Regions from separate parts of the Homo sapiens genome. Here region 2 is linked to region 1. The links are chromatin loops, found by intact Hi-C in ENCODE. Cell type or tissue: dorsolateral prefrontal cortex. All regions are shown on one strand. Each heading gives the region's core, and the rest is flanking DNA. Links, peaks and the distances in the headings are about the cores only. Region 1 overlaps GTF2B (general transcription factor IIB). Region 2 overlaps PKN2 (protein kinase N2).

Region 1 (10,056 bases), core at 964-8,963:
GTTCTCTGCTTTACTGATTTAGTTTTTTAGAGTGTTAAGTCTGCTAATTACCACCTAAAAACCAGTTTTATTGTGTTTGTCTCCTTGTGCTGTGTTACTTTTTTCTGACATTTAATAGAAATCTTCCATAATATTTCAATAATAGACCCTTTAGCGCACTGATCACATTGGTTTCTGTAACTTTCTCTGAGTAATTAAACTATATTAGGGGCACAGTTTTCTGCTAAGTCCATAGGATCCCTGTTTCTCTTTATTACAGTTTTATATTCATAAGCCTCATATTGATTTTTAAGTTTATTCATCCTATAATAAAGAATTGTCAATCCAATCCAGATAATCTTCCAACATCACTAACACCAGTACTCTCAGTCTTTATGGGCATTAGCACAGTCCCCAGCAGACTAATAGATGACCCAAACAAGAGAAACTTCCCACAGGATTCCATTAAGTTTTTTTTTTTTTTTTTTTTTTTTTGAGACAGAGTCTCGCTGTGTCGCCCAGGCTGGAGGGCAGTGGCACTATCTCGACTCACTGCAACCTCCACCTCCCAAGTTCAAGTGATTCTCCTTTCTCAGCCTTCTAAGTAGCTGGGATAACAGGCGCGCACCACCACGCCAGGCTAATGCCCAGCTAATTTTTGTATTTTTAGTAGAGACGAGGTTTCAACATGTTGGTCAGGCTGGTCTCAAACTCCTGACCTCGTGATCTGCCTGCCTCGGCCTCCCAAATTGCTGGGATTATGGGTGTGAGCCACCACGCCTGGCCAGGATTCCAGAAGTTTTTAAGGAAGGACATACAGGTAGGGTTGCTATAATTAAATAAAAAATAGTAGTGACTTAAACAAGATAGAAGTTTCTCATGTTAACAGTCCATACTTAACAGTCCTAGGCTAGTATGACCCAAGCTCCTTCTATCTTTTTGATAAGTTATCCTTACTATGGCTTGCATTTTGTAGCACGGGACAGCTGTTGGTAATTTCCTTTATCATGTCTGCATTCTAGCCATCGGGAAGGAAAAAAAGTAAGGATACATCTTTTCTTATGACATAAACTAGAGTTGTACACATCTCTTCTAATACTTACAAACCCACTGGTCAGAACTTAACCACATGGCGTACCTAGCTACAAGGGAAACTGGGAAATAGGGTCTAGGTGAGCAGCCACATACATGCCCATGTAAAACTCAGGGACTCTTACTAATGAAAGAATGGGGAAATGGATGTTGGCAAATAACCAGCAGTCTCAGCTGTAAGAAATAATAGGATGGGGGAGAGGAGAAGTGAGAAAGAATGTCCAGAAAAATCAGGGTACTCTGCCTCATATTCTGAAGGGAATCGCAAACAAAGACAAATTAAACAGACATTTATCCTCTTTACTATGCAAGCAACTGGAAATCCAACCAAAGGTATTTCATAGCGCAATGTGAAAACCAGAAGGGCTTATCGTGCAGGGGAAATTGCAACACACCAAAAGCAGCCAGGAAGTAAATACTGAGGAGGGTCTGATTTTCTAGCCTGACCTAGACTCTTAAGAGTGTTTTTGCTTCTTATTTCTTATTGCAATTTAATAAAGGAATTTAAAATTTTGTTTTATTTTTTGGAGGTGGGGTCTTGATCTGTCACCCAGGCTAGAGTGCAGTGACACAATCATATCACTGCAGCCTCAAACTCCTGGGCTCAAACAATTCTCCCTAGCTACTTGGGGGAACTAATTCCCCCAAGTAGCTAGGACTATAGGCTTGCGCCACCACACACAGCTAATTAAATTTTTTTTTTTTTTTTTTTTTTTTTTTTACAGACACCGTCTCACTACATTGCCTAGGCTGGTCTTGAACTCCTGGCCCCAAGTGATCCTCCCGCCTCAGCCTCCTGAGTTATCAGGATTACGGCACAAGCCCCTGGCTCCTCAGAAAGGAATTTTTAAAAACAGGAACATGAAGAGGAATTTCCCAGAATTTCAATTCTTTCTGCTGTCTTCCTGGAAACTAATCTTAATCACTGTGGCATACAACCTGTAGTAGAGAATTCAGAAGTAGAAGTCTCAGAATAAACCCAAATTACTTGTCTTCACAGGCTCATTTAGTTTACAAACTACGTATGTTGTTAAATGTGCTGGTAAGTCTAAAAGTTCAAGAATCTGAACGTATTATTATTCAACGTGGACAAACTCTAAACATCAAATATTTTTACATTTAAAGTAAAAAAAAAAAATCCAAGGTACTTTGGAAAACTATTTTAAGTCAACATGCTGTAAACAGTCTAATGTTGATGATGAAATGTATCATTAGCTTCCACACTTTCTGTGGTCATATAATCCTTTCTACCATTCCTTCTCATGACATGTCAAATAATCCTAATTTTTAGTCTAGGGTCACTATACATTCTTACTGAAATTTTGCATTAGACAATTTTGAAGAGAATGCTGACCAAGAGATACTTTATAAAGAAATACTATTAATAATACAGCAAGTCTCTAAATCACCAGTCTCTAAATCACAGTTTATGTTGCCATAAATTGAGTAGGAACTCAACATGAATTATCTCCTAGAAACAAAGCATATCACAGTTTATTTCCCAGACCAGCCCATAAAAGCCTACTTTGCCCCTGATGTTTAGACCGTAAAGAAAACTGTTCAAGGTGATAGTGGAAAATAGTGAGGAAAATACATTGTAAGCTCCATCCCTGGATATCTTATTACATTTCAATTTTCCTCAAATACAAGTAGGTCGATAGGAGCAGCAGCATCTAAGATGAGGAGCTGATGCACTGGTTGAAGGTGTATCCTAAATTTGGCCACAATAAATTTGGCCACTCACTCACTACTACTGTTTAGGCTTCTATCCTATGGCATAGGTTTCTTTTTCTCTTTACTTGGAATCATTTTCTCTCCATAAATCCTTACTCATTCTTAAAAACTATGCTTCACTCGAAATTCAACAGTACTATCTTCAGGATGTCACCATACTCGGAAGATCTGTAATGTAGCTTTTACCGCGGATACTGTATTAAGTTACCCTACTCTCTTTCATACACTATCCAAAGAGTTGCTCCAGGGTTTGCTTACAGCATTCTCATCTTTCTATCACTCTCAGTGACCAACCAGCACAGTGCTTAACTGAGACATATGGTAAAAAAAGGTTTTTAAGTCCCATAGACCTGGATTTATGTGGCTCTGTCACTCAGAAGATGGGAATCTTGAGCTAGTTACCTAAGCACTCTGAGTCTCAGTTTCCCCTTCTGTAAAATGGAAACAAACCAGCTCAAAGGGCAGTCTGCTACTCAAGCAGTTAATGAGTAATTTTTTGATGTTTAAGAGAAAAACTGCACCCAAATTAAAAGCTGTATTAGGCAAGAAGGCTGTGTCTAACGGCTTACAAGGGATGCCAAAGAAATAACTTGTAAGTGAATACAAATACGTTTATTTTAAAAACTTAACTTGGCCATATTAAATGAAACCTGATTTTTTCCTTTAGGAAACACTGTTAATGCTAACTGAAAGAGGGTAACCCAATAATCTTTAACATACTATAATTGGAGCATTAAATATACCAGACCCACAGCAATCACTCAAAGATATGTTGCAACTGACATGCTATGAAATGTGGCATCTCACACTTAGAATCACCCTCTTTTTCTACAAGGTTAAAAAAAAACAAGGGGGAAGCCGAACACAGTGCTCATGCCTGTTCTAGCACTGTGGAGTCTGGAGCAGGAGGATTGCTTGAGCCCAGGAGTTCGAGATCAGCCTGGGCAACACAGGGAGATGCTGTCTCTACAAATATTAATAATTTTTTAAAAAATTAGCTGAGGGTGGTGGTTTGAGCCCGTGGCGACAGCTACTTGGGAAACTGAGGCAGGAGGCTACCTGAGCCTGAGAGGTCAAGGTTGCGGTGAGCCATAATCATGCCACTAGCCTGGGCAACAGAGCGAGACCCTGTCTCAAAAAAAAGCACTTGTATCTCCACAATATGTATCAGTGAAATCTTATACTAAAATTACACTATATATTTTATACATTATTTCATCTGACTCAGCAATTCTGAGATGTATCTGTCTTTCATGGGTGAGGAAAAAAGATTTTACAGATGAAACAAATTAAGCTTGAACAAAGTATGTAACTATAGTTACACAGCTTACTAATTAGTAAAGCCAACCCTCAATTCTAGAGACACTGACTTCTAGCTATACTAGGAGCAATGGAGACACACAATTATAAAATATATGCCCCAAAGGAGTTTGCAGTGTAGGTGTGAAGACATGGAAAATATGAAGATAAAAAATCTAAACGTACAGAAAATCCAAAAGAATGTGGTAAATTATAAAGTAGTACAGATTTGTGTTCCTCAATATGTTACCAATGTATGACCTACATTAGAATTTCTGGGAATGGAGCCTAGAATCTTTTTAAGCACATTCCCCAGCTGACTCTTAATGCCCATTTATATATTCATATTTCAGATTCGCTGGTATAAACAATATGCAGAATGAGTTTAGTAGAAGGGAGAGGTCAAATGGACTCATTTCTCTCTTTCAAATATACCTAAGCTATTTTCCAGTATTTTCCTTACGTTGCTTTTACATACAATCAAATAATTTAGATTTAAATGGTACACAAAAAAGTGGCTTTAACTAGAAATACTACTACTAGTTTCAAACAACTCCTCATTGTGAAATAATTTATAAAGTCATGATAGACCAATTTTATGTTTTAATAGCAATTATGGCAGGTTACTAAGCTAATACTTTACTGATTATAAAAATCAATTTATGGGCAATGTACAAGGTCAAATTCATGAACTGATTATCTAAATACAATAATACTGCCACCTAGTGTTCAACTTTTAAAACGACATAATCATACAATTGGAATTTGGGAAAAAACCCCCACAAAAGAGTGCTGTTAGAACAAACAGTTTCGGCCGGACACAGTGGCTCATGCCTGTAATCCCAGCATTCTGGGAAGCCGAGGCACGTGTATCACTTGAGGTAAGGAGTTTGAGAACAGCCTGGCCTATATGGCGAAACCCTATCTCTACTAAAAATACAAAAATTAGTTGGGCATGGTGGTGGTCACCTGTAATCCCACTACTCAGAAGGCTGAGGAAGGAGAATCACTGGAACCCGGGAGGCAGAGGTTGCAGTGAGCCAAGATAAAGCCACTGCACTCCTGCCTGGGCGACAGAGCGAGACTCGGTCTCAAAAACAAAACAAACAAACAAGCAAAGACAACTAACAGTTTCACAGTAGGAACAACAAAACTTTAAGAATTGGCCCAGGTTGGGCGTGGACATTTTGGGAGGCCAAGGCGGGTAGACTGCTTAAGGCCAGACGTTCAAGACCAGCATGGGCAACACAGCTAAACCTCGTCTCTACAAAAAAATACAAAAATTAGCCAGGTGTGGTGCTGTGTGCCTGTAGTCCCAGCTACTCAGGAGGCTAAGGTGAGAGGATCGCTTGAACGAACCAGGGAGGTGGAAGTTGCAGTGAGTCGAGATGATTTCAGTGCACTCCAGCCTGGGGAACAGGGTGAGACCCTGTCTCAAAAATAAAAAAATAAAAAATTGGTTGTTTTAGAGTCACTACCAGTATCTCAAGGATCACTGATGAAATGGGCAGCTAATACCAAATCATAACACTTCATATGTTTCAAATAAAAATCTTGTAATTCAAATAAAAGAGAACCAATTAAACAACTATCACATGTTGAATAGCATTAACTATAGCTACAAAAATTGGAAACAAGTTTTAAGAGACACTAAATAATACATAGCTATTTAAATACTGGGGAAAAGCATTATCAAAGGACAGTAAATGTGTGACAATTTGTATTTTCCAAAGATGGCAACAATATCTCCCATCCACATGTTCTTCTGCAATGTGACCTCGTCAGTATCAAGTTTAGGTACAGCCTATTTCCCCATTCCCTTCAACTCAGGTGGGTCCTATCATGGCTCTGACGAATACAATACTGAAGTGATCCTGTGCCAGTTCTAGGCATAACCCTTACCTACCCATGTCTAGCTTCCACTTTCTCAGAACACTTGCTCTTGAGGTATTTCTCTTAGAAGCCAACTACCACGTAGTATAAAATATGACTACTGTAAGACAACTATGGAGAAGCCCTGGAGGATGACAGATCCATGTGCGGAGGTCAAGGAGCACGGAGGAACCAGAAATGCAAGTGAAGAAGTTATCATAGAAGCAGATCTTACAGGCCCAGCCGGTGCCAACTGCCCAGATAAATCCTTCCCAAATTACTGACTCATAAAATCATGAGCAAGATAAAATGGTTGTTGTAAGCCACTAAGTTTTGAGGTAGTTTGTAATGTAACTGTAAATGAAACAAAAATTGGTTCCTGAAGTATTATGTTGCTTTAAGAAAAATAAACACTTGCCTCTTGTTTTCAGATTGGTGGTGGGTGGGCCTCAAGAAGAAGGAGGTTTGACAGACAATGAGATAAATGTTATTAGAGGCAGGAAAAAAGGTATAAAGTATAAGATATAAGCTTATAAGATAAATATACTTTTGGTATTATGAATTATTTCATTAAAAAAGGTGATAGTGGCCAGGTATGGTGGCTCGTGCCTGTAATCCCAGCACTTTGGGAAGCCGAGGTGGGCAGACCACCTGAGGTTAGGAGTTCGATACCAGCCCAGCCGACATGGTGAAACCCCGTCTCTACTAAAAATACAAAAAATTAGCCAGGTGCGGTGGTGGGTGCCTGTAGTCCCAGCTACTCAGGCAGGAGGCTGAGGCACGAGAATCGCTTGTACCTGGGAGGTGGAGGTTGCAGTGAGCCGAGATAGCACCACTGCACTCCAGACTGGGCAACAGAGTGAGATTCCATCTTAAAAAAAAAAAAAAAAGTAATAGTAATGGGCTCTCTTAGTTGCTAACACAGATGAGAGGGTGACATATGGCTCTGATTATGCAAGTTGGGCCGTATCTATGCTTAAGTTTGCTATTAAGAGGAATTAGTGACAATGGGTTGTCCTAATTTTCAAGCACAAATTAAACGTTAATTAAATATAAGACTGTCCAGCTGGGCGCAGTGCCTCACACCTGTAATCCCAGCACTTTGGGAGGTCGAGGCGGGTGGATCACCTGAGGTCAGGAGTTTGAGACCAGCCTGGGCAACATGGTGAAACCCCGTCTCTACTAAAAATACAAAAAAATTAGCCGGGCGGGGTGGCATGTGCCTGTAAATCCCTGCTACTCCGGAGGCTGAAGCAGGAGAATTGCCTGAACCCGGGAGGTGGAGGTTGTAGTGAGCAGAGATTGTGCCACTGCACTCCAGCCTGGGCGACAGAGCAAGACTCCTCCATCTCAAAAAAATAAAAAAGAAAAAGAAAAAGAAAAGAAAAATGGGACTGTCCAAAAACAATTCTGAAAATGTTTACTGAATTAATATGGTTTAATCTAAAAAGTTTCAGACAATGTAAAAAATTTTATGGCAAGCATAATCAATCATGTATACCAAGATAATTTATTAGGAAACACTTGATGTCTGGATTCAAATTCCCATGAAAAACAGTAATTTAAATAAGAAAAAAGTCACAAATGTTGTCCCTTAGTGGGTTGTAGAATATTTGCCCACCTTGATTTCTTCCCCATTTTCTTAGTGTAAGAGGTAAAGGCTGAACTGAGCTGGCAATGAAGAGCAGATGCCTTTAAACCAGCGAGCTGATGCAAATTCAATTACATATACAGTCACATGTTGCATAACATTTTGGCTTAGAATGGACTATATACACAATGGTGGTCCCTTAAGATTATAATACTGTCTTTTCATTGTACCTTTTCTATGTTTCGATATATAAATACTGGAGGCACTGACTCCAGAGAGCTGAACACATTCACATATATGGCAGGGTCTGTATGCACCCTGACAACTCACAGAACAATGGGATGAAAGGATACTTTCTCCCACTTTTCATAGGTAAACTGGATAAGTTAATGTACCTGAGTACCTACAAAAATGTAGTAAGTGGGGCCTGGCGCAGTGGCTCACACCTGTAATCCCAGTACTTTGGGAGGCCGAGGCTGGGGGTATCTCTTTGAAGCTAGGAGTTTGAGACCAGCCCGGCCAACATGGGGAAACCCCGTCTTTCCTAAAATAACAAAAATTAGCTGGGAGTGGCAGTGCATACTTTTAACCCCAGCTACTCGAGTGGCTGAGGCATGAGAATCACTTGAACCTGGGAGGTGGAGGTTACAGTAAGCCGAGATCATGCCACTGCACTCCGGCCTGGGTGACAGAGCGAGATGCTGTCTCAAAAAAAAAAAAAAAAAAAGAACTAGTAAGTGAAGGTACAATTGGTCAGACATGCCCCACAAAGCCTACATTGAACAGGATGTTAAAAACACCACATACTAGAATATGAGTTTGGCCAGAAGCTCCAAAAGCCAGAATAAATACATGCTAGGTATGTATTTAAAAAAAAAAAAAAAAAAAAGATACATACTTACCTCTGAGTTAAAACTGCCTACAGTACTCAGTACAATACCACTGTACAGGTTTGTAGCCCAGAAGCAATAGGCTATACTATGTAGCCTAGGTGTGTTGTAGACTATACCATCTAGGTTTTATTAAGTACCATCTATGATGTTCATATGATGAAATCACCTAACGATGCATTTCTCAGAACATACCCTCATCAAGTGACATATGATTTTAATGCAATCTAAATGTACTATTGATATATGACATTAATATATACAGGTGTTTATGTCATATATTGATTTATATTCATGCAGTGTCATGTTCAATTTAGGTATTTCCAACTTAATTTGCTTGATGATAGTCTCAGCAAAACAGAACTTTGCTCCTAGACTCTTCTACACCTGCCCTTGTTTGGTAATGGAATGGATTCTTCGCTTACAAGATATATTACACATTTAACCACAAATATCTATGAATGAGCCTACCGTATATTTTAAAATAAGTGTTGGTTATATTTTATGTTAGAAGAATCAGTATCAAAAAGAAATACTGTCATATATTATAGAAAGTAAGTTTTATTGGATATGTTTTTCAGATCTCAAGATTTAACATGGTGTTTGATACTAGTAAGTCAATAAAAGCAAAAACAAAATTAACTTCCTTTGGTTTGATATAGCAGAAAAGTACAAGCAAAAATTAGGAATTCCAAGCACAAGAAAGCATACAAGTCTTGTGAATTGTATCTTCCTTTTTCAGTTGATTAATCTCCACTGTCTTGCTGGTTAAAGTGGAAGTGAGGCTGGTGGGAAGGCTGAAAATATAATGGGATACTTTTACATTATTTAAAAATGGGCCAGGTGCCATAGCTCACGCCTGTAAACTCAGAACGCTGGGAGGTCGAGGCAGGTGGAACACTTGAGGCCAGGAGTTTAAAACTAGCCTGGACAACGTGGTGAAACCCTGTCTCTACTAAAAATACAAAAATTAGGTGGGTGTGGTGGTGCATGCCTGTAATCCCAGGTACTCAGTAGGCTGAAGTACAAGAATCGCTTGAACCCCGGAGGCAGAGGCTGCAGTGAGCGGAGATCGTGCCACTGCACTCCAGCCTGGGGGACAGAGGGAGACTCTCACTCCAAAAAAAAAAAAAAAAAAAAAAAAAAACGCTACAGAGGTTAGGAGAGCTAAGAAGCTGAAATTATCTTCAATCTCATGTATGTCTGTCTCACTCGTACACATTATCAGTTTGATCTTAACACTGTGGAAGAACTGGAAGGCTCTCATTTAACTGAAGGGTTAAGCAAACATTTTCTGTAAAGGGTGACATAGTAAGTATTTTAGGTTTTGTGGGTCAAGAGGCAAAATTCAGGATATTAAGTAGGTACTTACATGTCTACTAATGAGGAAAATAAAATTCTCTTTTGGGGATCACATTTCACTTAATTGGAGTTCAAAGTTAATGTTCTCTATCAAAATCAATGACAAATGTTCATGTGTCAATGATGTTGTGTTAACAAGATTTTATGTATTTCACTTTCTTTTCGCATAGACAAGTAATGCCAAATACCGATATTAATCCACAAGTGTATGATTTTAATTGAGCATATTTATTGCTT
Region 2 (10,056 bases), core at 729-8,728, 77 kb before region 1:
GTGTTCAGAATCTGTTCTTCCTCACCCTCCCATATGTTAAACTGAAGTTTCTACTGCCATTATAGGTTCTGAACAAAAAACCTTATGTATAGTGTCTAATTTAATCCTCACAATAATCTTATGATATACATACAATTATTTCTATTTTAGAGAGTACTGAGGTTCCAGGAGTTTCAGTTAGTTTTCTCAGGCCACACAGCTAGAAAGTGGTGGAGCCAGTAATCAACACAAGCATCTCTCACCAAAGTCAAGTCTGTCTGAAGCCACGGCTTTTGTTCTTCATTAGAGTTAGCAAACTTGTCTCTATTTCTAGTCTATCCTTTTGGCAGTGTAGATTTTCTTCATTGCATATCACAATAATAATAAAAGGCGACATATTGAGATTGACTTATGTACTGGAGTTGTATTAACTCCTTTAATTCTCACACAGCGCTGCAAGGTTGATACCATTAACACATATTTTACAGGTGAGCAATCTGAGACCCAGCAAAGTTAAATAACTTGCTCACGGTCACAGAACTACTAAGTGGTGTGGGATTAAGATTTAACCTATTTGTTCTACAAACATTTATTGAGTGTGCATGCATACGCAAGGCAGTTTGATCCCAGTGCTTTTCTTTTTAGCAACTATACAGGTTGAATATCCTTTATCTGAAATACTTGGGACCAGAAGTATTTTAGATTCCAAATTTTTTTTCAGATCTTAGAATCTTTGCATTTAAAAATGCAAACTGATTGAGCATCTGAAAAATTTGAAATCCCAAATCCTCCAATGAGCATTGCCTTTCATTGTCATATTTGTGCTCAGAAAGTTTCAGATTTTGTAGCTTTTCAGGTTAGGGATACTCAGCCTGTACTGCCTGATGTGATCCAATCCCTACCCCTCCTTACACCGAAACCCTTTAGTACCAGCCTGTAACTTCAAGTTAAAGACCAAATTCTACTCCAAGTCATGCTAAGCTCCTCATGACTTATCTCTGCCCATGTTTTCATTCTTATTTCTCACAGCATTTCTACTTATATTCTAGGCTTTAACTATATGAAACTGTTTCCTATCCCTATGATGTACTATATACTTCCTTACCTTTGTATGTTTTTTCCCCTCTGATGACTTTGTCCTCTCCTTTAATCTTTAGATATAGCTCTCAAAACCCAATTTGAGCAATTATGATATTTTTTGATCTTCCTACTACCTTTCCCTTACAAAAAAATTGGTCAGCTCTCTGTTTTGTGTCATTGTGCATATTGTATATGCCACTGTATTGCCAGTATTGATTTACATTTCTGTCTCCCAGAATTTCCGTCTTCCAAAGCAAAACTGTGAACTATTTGAGAGCAGGACCATATGTTACTTATCTTTGTATCTCTATCACAGAAGACACTTAGTATACATATTCACTAAGTATTAATGGGATGAATGAAAATAATTAAAACTGAAAAGGAGGTTTGCTCAACCTTTTTTTTTTTTTTTGCTGCAGCATACCCAAAGAATACAACACACTCTAGTCAATACAGTGATTCCCAAATAGATACAGGTCAGAATCTGAGAAGGGAGGGCAGGTATAAATTTGAAAATGTCAGGGCCAGGCACAGTGGCTCACGCCTGTAATCCCAGCACTTTGAGAGGCTGAGGCGGGCGGATCACCTGAGGTCAGGAGTTCAAGACCAGCCTGGCCAACATGGTGAAACCCCATCTCTACTAAAAATCCAAAAATCAGCCATGTGTGGTGGCAAGCGCCTGTAATCCTAGCTACTCAGGAGGCTGAGGCAGGAGAATCACTTGAACCTGGGAGGCGGAGGTTGCGGTGAGCTGAGGTTGCACCATTGCACTCCAGCCTGGGCAACAAGAGCAAAACTCTATCTTAAAAAAAAAAAAAAGAAAGAAAATGTCTTCCAGGTGCAGTGGCTCATGCCTATAATCCCAGCACTTTGGGAGGCTCAGGTGGGCGGATCACGAGGTCAAGAGATCAAGACCATCCTTGCCAACATGGTGAAACCCTGTCTCTACTAAATATACAAAAATTAGCTGGATGTGGTGGTGCACACCTGTAGTCCCAGCTACTCAGGAGGCTGAGGCAGGAGAATCTCTTGAATCTGGGAGGCAGAAGTTGCAGTGAGCGGAGATTGCGCCACTGCGCTCCAGCCTGGCGACAGAGACTCCGTCTCAAAAAAAAAAAAAAAAGAGAGAGAATGTCTTCCTTACCTACTCTCATCTCGCTCCACACAACTGAATCTGATTTAATTATCTGTGCCTCACTTGTTATTAGGAAATCACTGCTCTACAACATAGTGTAGACATTTTAGCTTTTTCTTACCTCTCTGATCTGTAAATTAATACTCAAGGCCTCCATTTAGCACTGTGAGAAATGTAATAGAGACCAGGCACAGTGGTTCATGCCTGTAATCCCAGCACTTTGGGAGGCTGACATGGGAGAATGGTTTGAGACTAGCCTGGGCAACACAGCAAGACTTCATCTCTATTCTATAAATAAATGCACACAAAAAAGAAAACAATTTTTAAAATTAGTGAAATTTTAAGAAGAATTTTTAAAAAGAAATGCCAAAGAATGCAAAAGCACCAGAGGTATTCCTTCCATAAAGGACCCTAAGGCCTGGTAGGTTAAAAATAAATTGTTTGAGACAAAATAAAAAACTATTAAATTGTATTTCAGAAGCTTAGGGGAATAATAATTCTACCAACATGAGCTTGCATACAAAATTTTAAAATACATGAGGATATAGCCACCATGACCAAGCAGAAGCAGATAATGGGATTATTAAATATATAATATAAAATATTTTAAAGTTTGTGTTTAAATATTTAAATGATTATAGTATTTAAAGAATAGAAGAGTTTGAAAACATGAGCAAAGGATAGGTGATGAGCCAAAAAGACTAAGCAGAGTTTTAAAATAAATAAATAAAATGAAATTTTAGATGTCTGAAATTTGCTTCAAATAATTATGGGGGAAACGTGGAGATGAAACATTATTGACCATTATTGATAAATTGTTGGTGCTGATGACAAAGAGAACCAAGTAGAACTAAAAAATAGGAAATATAACTTCTGAAATGGAAAACTAAGAGGATATGTTAAAGAAAAGAAGAGAGAGTTAGTGGCCTGAAAGTGCTAAAGAAGTTGCCCAGAATACAACACAAAAAGATTAAGAGATGAAAAATATGAAAGAAAGATTAAGAGACATGAAGGATAAACTAAGAATGACTAACACACGGAGTGGAGTTCCAGAAGGAAGGATTAGAAGGAATGGGGCAGAGGCCACATCTGAAGGAATAATAGCCAGTAACTTCCAGAATGATGACAACCATGAGTCCTCAGATTTGAGAACATAAGTTCCTACAAGGATACATAAAAAGATAGCTGCGTTCAAAAAACCTTGGGGAAAAAATGTGGGCTGGATTTAAAGGATGCCTTTGTAGAAGAGATGGATGTTTAACTTGCCCTTGATGAGGAGAATTTGGACTGGTATGGGGGAAAGAATAGTAGGAAAATCTTATGTAACAATATAGGTTTGAGTTGGAGAATAAGATATAAGATTAGAAATAGAAGCTATATATGTAAAGACATGGAGGCAGAAAAGTATACAATAGGTTTGGAATAATTAGGAGTCTTTGGAACTTTTTATATGATGTGGATTGACATAGGAAGCAGTTGTGCATAGTTGATAGAGCATAGCAGTTTCTATCATAGTTGTTTTTGTCTTTCCTATAAAGGGAGCAGAGGCAGTAACCCACATCTATAGCAGGCCGACTTTTCCTGCCAAGATCATGGCCTTAATAGTCTCCATTATCTCTGTCTCCTACTGTTGTCTCTGTATTTCTCATCCTCCCATATGATCCCAAAGTTTCCCTCTTTTTGTCACATTTGTTCCAGCTGGAGAATCACTCTCATTGGACTGCTGAACTGAAAACATATATTATTGTTTCTTGAGGTGGTGGTTTTCTGTTTTTCCCCAGTGGATTCCATTGTCCTTCCTTCCCTGTCCTACCCTGTTTTTGGGCTGATGACTACAAAGTTCACTTGAATTACTTGGCTCTGACTTACAATGAGAGACACTGTTAAGAGATCCAAGAGCTAGGAGGAAAGGAAAGTCGCAGTGTGTATTTCCCTTTCTCCTTCCTTGCCTTGCCTTGCTTTTCACAACAGCATTCATCTATGGCCACCAACTCCTGTCGGGTAGTTCCTTTTTTAAGATTTAGTCTAAATCAGATTCTGGCAATGATTTAAGTTCCTCTTGCCCCTTCAGGCTAAGAGTGATAATGGATTTCTACTGTTGCTTGTCCTCAGATTCTTTTCATTCCTTGTTGGTTTAACTTTAATCACATCTCCATAAGTAGCCAATTTAAAAAACTCTCTTTAGTTAAACTCTTTCAGTGTACTATCTGCATGCTGCTAGGACCCTCACTGATAAATTTCCAAAGCCTATGTTGTCCTCAGAGGCACATTGAAGACCAATATCATCGCTCGTGTACACGTTTGCAGAAATCTCATCTTTCCTCAGCTCTTGAATTTTCCAGGTATTGAGTTTATTCTGTTTTTTAGTGGCAACAGAAAGCTTTTTTGACCTTTCTTTTCTTTTTGGCGGTGGAGCCTGGTTCTCATTTTCTTCTTTTGCCCTTTTCATTTCAGCAGTGGAGCCCAGCTCTCCACTTCTATCAAAGTTTCCAGACTTTCTCAATTCAGTGTCCTCAGTGTCCTTGTAATGTTTCTGCAGTGTGTCCCTAGACCTAAAGAAATACCCAACAGTTCCATTTATTAAGAAGTGCTTACTAGTTAGTATTTTAAGTCTTAAAACAGGAGTTTTTGAAAAATACAAATACTGAGAGAAAACGTAATATTTTTATTCCATTAGTACATGATTACAATTAACTAATGGGACATGTCTGCCTGTTGTACACTATATAACTTCCCACATCTTGGGATCATAAGGATAACTGCACTCTCATGTCTTCTTCCACAGTGATTCTTCATAGGAAGTTGCTTTTTATTGTTGAAAACCCACCTTAGCAAAGATGGGTTTATGACATCACCAGAAGGAATATGGAATATTCTAATGTTGAAACTATGAACTACCTTTCGCTAGTAGTTCTCACAGTGTCCCATAGATGTCGCTGTGTTCCCTATGAAAAGTGAAAATACTCTCTGGCACCCCAGGGCTCCTCAGTGAACACTTCGAGAACCTCAGCATTCTTTGTGCTAATTCTTTTATGATAGATGTGTACTGTTCTTTTTTCAATTGCAATACATGTTTTAATTTGTTGCTTTCTACCACACATAAGGCTGATGCAGTGTCTCTTACCTTTTTTGTTTACTTTCAGATCTTAGACTTCAGATAAGACATGCAGATTCTTTAAGTCTACCAAGCAGTTTTCTCTTTGATTCTAGATTCAATTCATAATAAGACAAACTGAAACACAAGTTGGGACAGTACCTATCTCAACTTGTACTGCTCAGCTTTTTTTGGTGGTAGTTTTACTCCGTCTAGAATATCGTTGCTCCTAGAGTTTGAAATTATCTAACAGCATGCCCTTGCCTTGTGTAACTGACCTGCTTCATCTAGAAAATTGCCGGCGTACCAGCAATCACACTTGCATTTTAAATTCTAAACATTGGGCCAGGCACAGTGGCTCACGACTGTAATCTCAGCACTTTGGGGGAGCCAAGACGGGTGGATCACCTGAGGTCAGGAGTTCGAGACCAGCCTAGCCAACATGGCAAAACCCCATCTCTATTAAAAATACAAAAATTAGCCATGTGTGGTGGTGGGTGCCTGTAATCTCAGCTACTCAGGAGGCTGAGGCAGGAGAATCACTTGAACCTGGGAGGCAGAGGTTGCAGTGAGCTGAGATTGCACCATTGCACTCCAGCCTGGGCAATAAGAGTGAAACCCCATCTCAAAAAACAAAAAATAATAAAAAATAAATGGTAAACATTAGTGACATCTTCTTATGCAGAAGCTTCAGTCTATCTGTATGGTACCTTGTTTTTCAGATACCATGTGACTGTTTTACTTATTCAAACCATGCTGGATGTTAGGATTTAAAGTGGGATTGAACACAAGTGGTGGAGTACTAACATAAAATATCTCTAGATCACAGCCCCACCCTCCCACTTATGTTGTGAAGAAAGTAACGCTCACTGGGAACAGTGCAAAGTAACAAAAAATGAAGAGCTTTATATGTAAAATGTTAGAAACAGATAATCGGTGCCGTGAAGAAAAGTCAGCACGGAGACAAAGGATCTCTCAGCAAGGCAATCTTTACTTTCTGCAGAAAGCGTGCCCCTCGCAAATGGAACAATCGCGAGAGCACACCTGAACAAAGGAAAAGCAGACATATATATCCCTTATGCATTTGGGTTGTCCTTACTGCTGTGTCCTGCATCCATTGGCTGGAGCTGGACCTCACAGTCTTAAACTGATTACTGATTTGCTAATAACCTAAAACTTTCCTAAATAGGTAAATGCAAAGGAGAACAAAGAGGAAGAGGAAGTTGCTTATGAAAGGTTTAAGGAAGCAACAACATTTCCAAATAAGGAAGGGGCATAAGCTGTGAGCTAAGACTTGCCTGGGCCTGTCCAGACATGCTTGAGTAAGCCAAAGCAACTAACTGGGCTAAAGCGTAAGAACTGATAGTTGATAGGAGGCTTTAGAGTAAGGAGCTATTATTCCTAGTGTCTTTTATTTTATTTTTAAATCAAGATGAGCTTTGAAGAGGAACTTTTCTACTTTCTACATAAAACTTTAATGTAGAGTATAGAATTCTAGGAAAGCTAGCTTAAGGTCTGTGAGGTGACTTATCCCAAATCTCAGATCTGTAACATACTTTATAAATTTTAATTTTTTTTTTTTTTTGAGACAGGGTCTCGCTCTGTTGCCCAGGCTGGAGTGTAGTGGCATGATCTTGGCTCACTGCAACCTCCACCTCCTGGGTTTAAGTGATTCTCATGCCTTAGCCTCCCAAGTAGCTGGGACCACAGGTGCGTGCACCACGCCCGGCTAACTTTTGTATTTTTAGTAGAAATGGGGTTTCACCATGTTGGCCGTTGCTAGTCTCGAACTCCTGACCTCAAGTGATTCACCCACGTCAACGTCCCAAAGTGCTGGGATTACAGGCATGAGCCACCTTGCCCAGCCTATAATGTACTTTAGTTTGAAGCATGGAATGAAGAGACAGAGGAAAGAGAAATTAGTCAATATGTTAGTTTTACCAGACTGGCTGGAATAAATAGCAAATGAGGTGATTGGACCTTCTCTTATTCACAATAAGACAAAATCTTACCATTTTAGCCAGTGTAAAAGTGTAATAAGAACTTTTAACAAGTATTAATTCTGTCTCTAGCGTATGTGCATCTTGCATCTTCCTGATGCATAACAAGTCTTCCTTGTAACAGTGGAAGAAAGCAGGAGAAAGTAGACCTCTCTTCCTCCAATCTAAAAAAATGGAGTCTAAATTACCAATCCTGACATGATTCTTCCTCCAGTTTATTTCACAAAATAACTGCTTCCAAAATACTTAACACTTTTAACTTCAATAGAATATTATAGCCTTAGTACCCCATCCCTTCTATATGCCATTTGCTAGTCTTAATTATATTCTCCTCATACTTCTTTCATGACAGTTCTCTCCCATATTAATTATGAGTCAGAGAGAAGAAATGAGGTGGAAGGCCCTGAGATCACATTCTCACTGCCATAGACGTATTTTTCTAATTCTTTTCCTGTTTGACTGTGAAACCCTCTGGCACATTGTATTTTGATTCTTTTCATGTTGCATTTTTTATAAGTGTTTTTCGTGTTCATTAACATCAACTAGATATATAATTTAAGGTCAATAGATTTTTTTTTACTGTTTATACCAAAACGTTACATAATGAAATGCATAAGTTTATAAATTGAAATTTGTTATATAAAATAAGTAATTTATTGCTTTGTAGAGCCTTAAAAGGAGAAACATTTATCTCTTTTTGTGGATGGTGTACAGAAGCCTGAAAAACAAAATAATAGAAAAGTCCAGTACTTTATGATTAAAATGTATATACGTTAAAACATATAGGTAGAGGTCAGTATATGGTTTGGCCACAGCTTAGGAACTATGTTCTACAGGTGCATTTAAACACTGGTTATTAAAACCTTAAATATATTTCGCCACATAAGCATTATTTTCAGTGTCTACTGTGTATTCTCTCATACGGCTTTGGTATAATTAACTTGTCCCTGGTTTTTGAACATTCAAATTCTTGCTAATTTGCTTTTTAAATTATGTTTTATTGTTATAATAAATGAATATCTTTCTGTATAAAGCTTGGTCTGAATTTCCCCTTTCTTCCTTTCGTACGCAGAATGGGTCTTGCTACCCAGTGGTATTCTTTTGAAAATTAAATGACCTAATATTCTTAAAGTGCTTATTAGCACAATATGTGGCACATTGTGAGTACAGAATAAATGCTATTTGCAGAACTTTTTCTGGCTTAGCAATGAGACAAATAAATACAAAGGTTTCAAATGAGTTATTTGAAGCAAGCATTGGGGTAGTAACATAGCACATGATGGCAAATAGAGGAGGGAAATCTGAAAGATTGAAGCTCTAAGAGAAGGAGTTTCGGTGGTTATTCATCTGTATTGGTTGTTCCCAGTTGTGTATTCTTTAAGTATACTTTAGGAATACCTTAGCTGGAAAATGTCACAATGTAAGTTTTGTTTCTTTGAATTAAAATGTGTAAGTTTGATAAAGTACTATACAGTTGAGAAATGTTACAAACCTCTTTAAAACAGTGTGACCTTTGTGTGTGTAATTTTTGTTTATTGTATTTGTATTTCATATTTTTTGTGATATTTTATTCAAGTGTGTGTCCAATGATGTCTTTTCTGTTTTCTTTATTATTTTTTTTAATTATCCTAGTCACGTGAACTGGAAATTTCAGTTTATTGGCGTGATTGGCGGTCTCTGTGTGCTGTAAAATTTCTGAGGTTAGAAGATTTTTTAGACAACCAACGGCATGGCATGTGTCTCTATTTGGAACCACAGGGTACTTTATTTGCAGAGGTAATAAATGTATTTTATTAAATGTGCATAACTACAATTGAAATTACATATGTAGGCAGCATAATATAGAAGTAGAAAGAGTGTTAGGCTGAAAGACAGATGACTTGAGTTCTTGGCTGAGCTATGCCACTGAATAGGTATGTGACTTTGAGACAAATCAATTATTCTTCCTATGTCTGTTTTCTCATGTAGAAAATGAGGGGCTGGACTAAACTGTAACTAAGATTCTCTTAAGCTTTAAAATTTTATAAATTTAGTAGATTTCATGAACCATGCTATTTTCATGTCAACTTGAATTTTCTTCACTGCAGGTTACCTTTTTTAATCCAGTTATTGAAAGAAGACCAAAACTTCAAAGACAAAAGAAAATTTTTTCAAAGCAACAAGGTAATTACTAACAATCAAATGCATAGCATTTTGATATTTTCTTAAACAATCTAATTACCATTTAAAAAGTAATAGCCATCTGTGTGGGTTTTTTTGTTGTTGTTTATTCATTTATTTCTAACTTCTTATTAAGGAATATTTTAAATGTATCCATAAGTGGAGAGACTAGTGAAATGTACAGTCACCCGGCTTCAACAATAATCAACTCATGGCCAATTTTATTTTATCCATATGCCATCCTCTCACTACTTTCTCAAATTTGAAGCAAACCCAGACATCATATTGATGTATTCATAATTATTATAATTTATATCTAAAAGATAAGATTTATTTTTAAAACCTTACTACTAGACTTAAAGAGAAAAAAACAATTTCTTACCTATTTATTTTTAAAACTACGTATGCTATTTTGCATTAGCCTTTACTAGCAAATAGTAAAAAACTAGTTTTTTTAAGTGACAAATTTTGTTTGTTCTTCGTAGATTATAAACTAATGGATAAGAATTTTTAAATTATGACTTTTGGTTATACATAAAGAAATTACTTGCTGTTTTTGTTTTTTTCAACATCTACAGGCAAAACATTTCTCAGAGCTCCTCAAATGA

Evidence for each region. A loop is a pair of places that touch in the nucleus more often than their neighbours do. Peaks named below come from ENCODE experiments on the same cell type or tissue, not always from the same donor. Only the 100,000 strongest peaks of a DNase experiment are listed, where the experiment ranks them.
Region 2: it touches region 1 in a loop (4-fold over the local background); 29 of 110 quality-filtered maps call a loop at or near these places.

Annotation. Positions count from the first base shown.
Region 1 is chr1:88,872,734-88,882,789 of GRCh38, forward strand. The region is part of intron 2 of GTF2B (general transcription factor IIB); the gene reads right to left. Among named protein-coding and RNA genes, the nearest start is that of GTF2B, 14 kb to the right of the region's middle. In dorsolateral prefrontal cortex, for the core only: a CTCF peak has its summit at 4,820 (motif pointing left); no DNase peak of the experiment used is centred there; H3K27ac peaks cover 785 bases.
Region 2 is chr1:88,795,471-88,805,526 of GRCh38, forward strand. It overlaps PKN2 (protein kinase N2), which reads left to right. Exons shown (of 22, transcript NM_006256.4): 9 at 8,921-9,064; 10 at 9,376-9,451; 11 at 10,027-10,056. LOC124904214 (a long non-coding RNA gene) reads left to right here. Exons shown (of 2, transcript XR_007066211.1): 2 at 1-8,321. Among named protein-coding and RNA genes, the nearest start is that of GTF2B, 91 kb to the right of the region's middle. RefSeq lists enhancers at 6,245-7,444, 6,553-6,662. In dorsolateral prefrontal cortex, for the core only: CTCF peaks have their summits at 5,111 and 5,314; no DNase peak of the experiment used is centred there.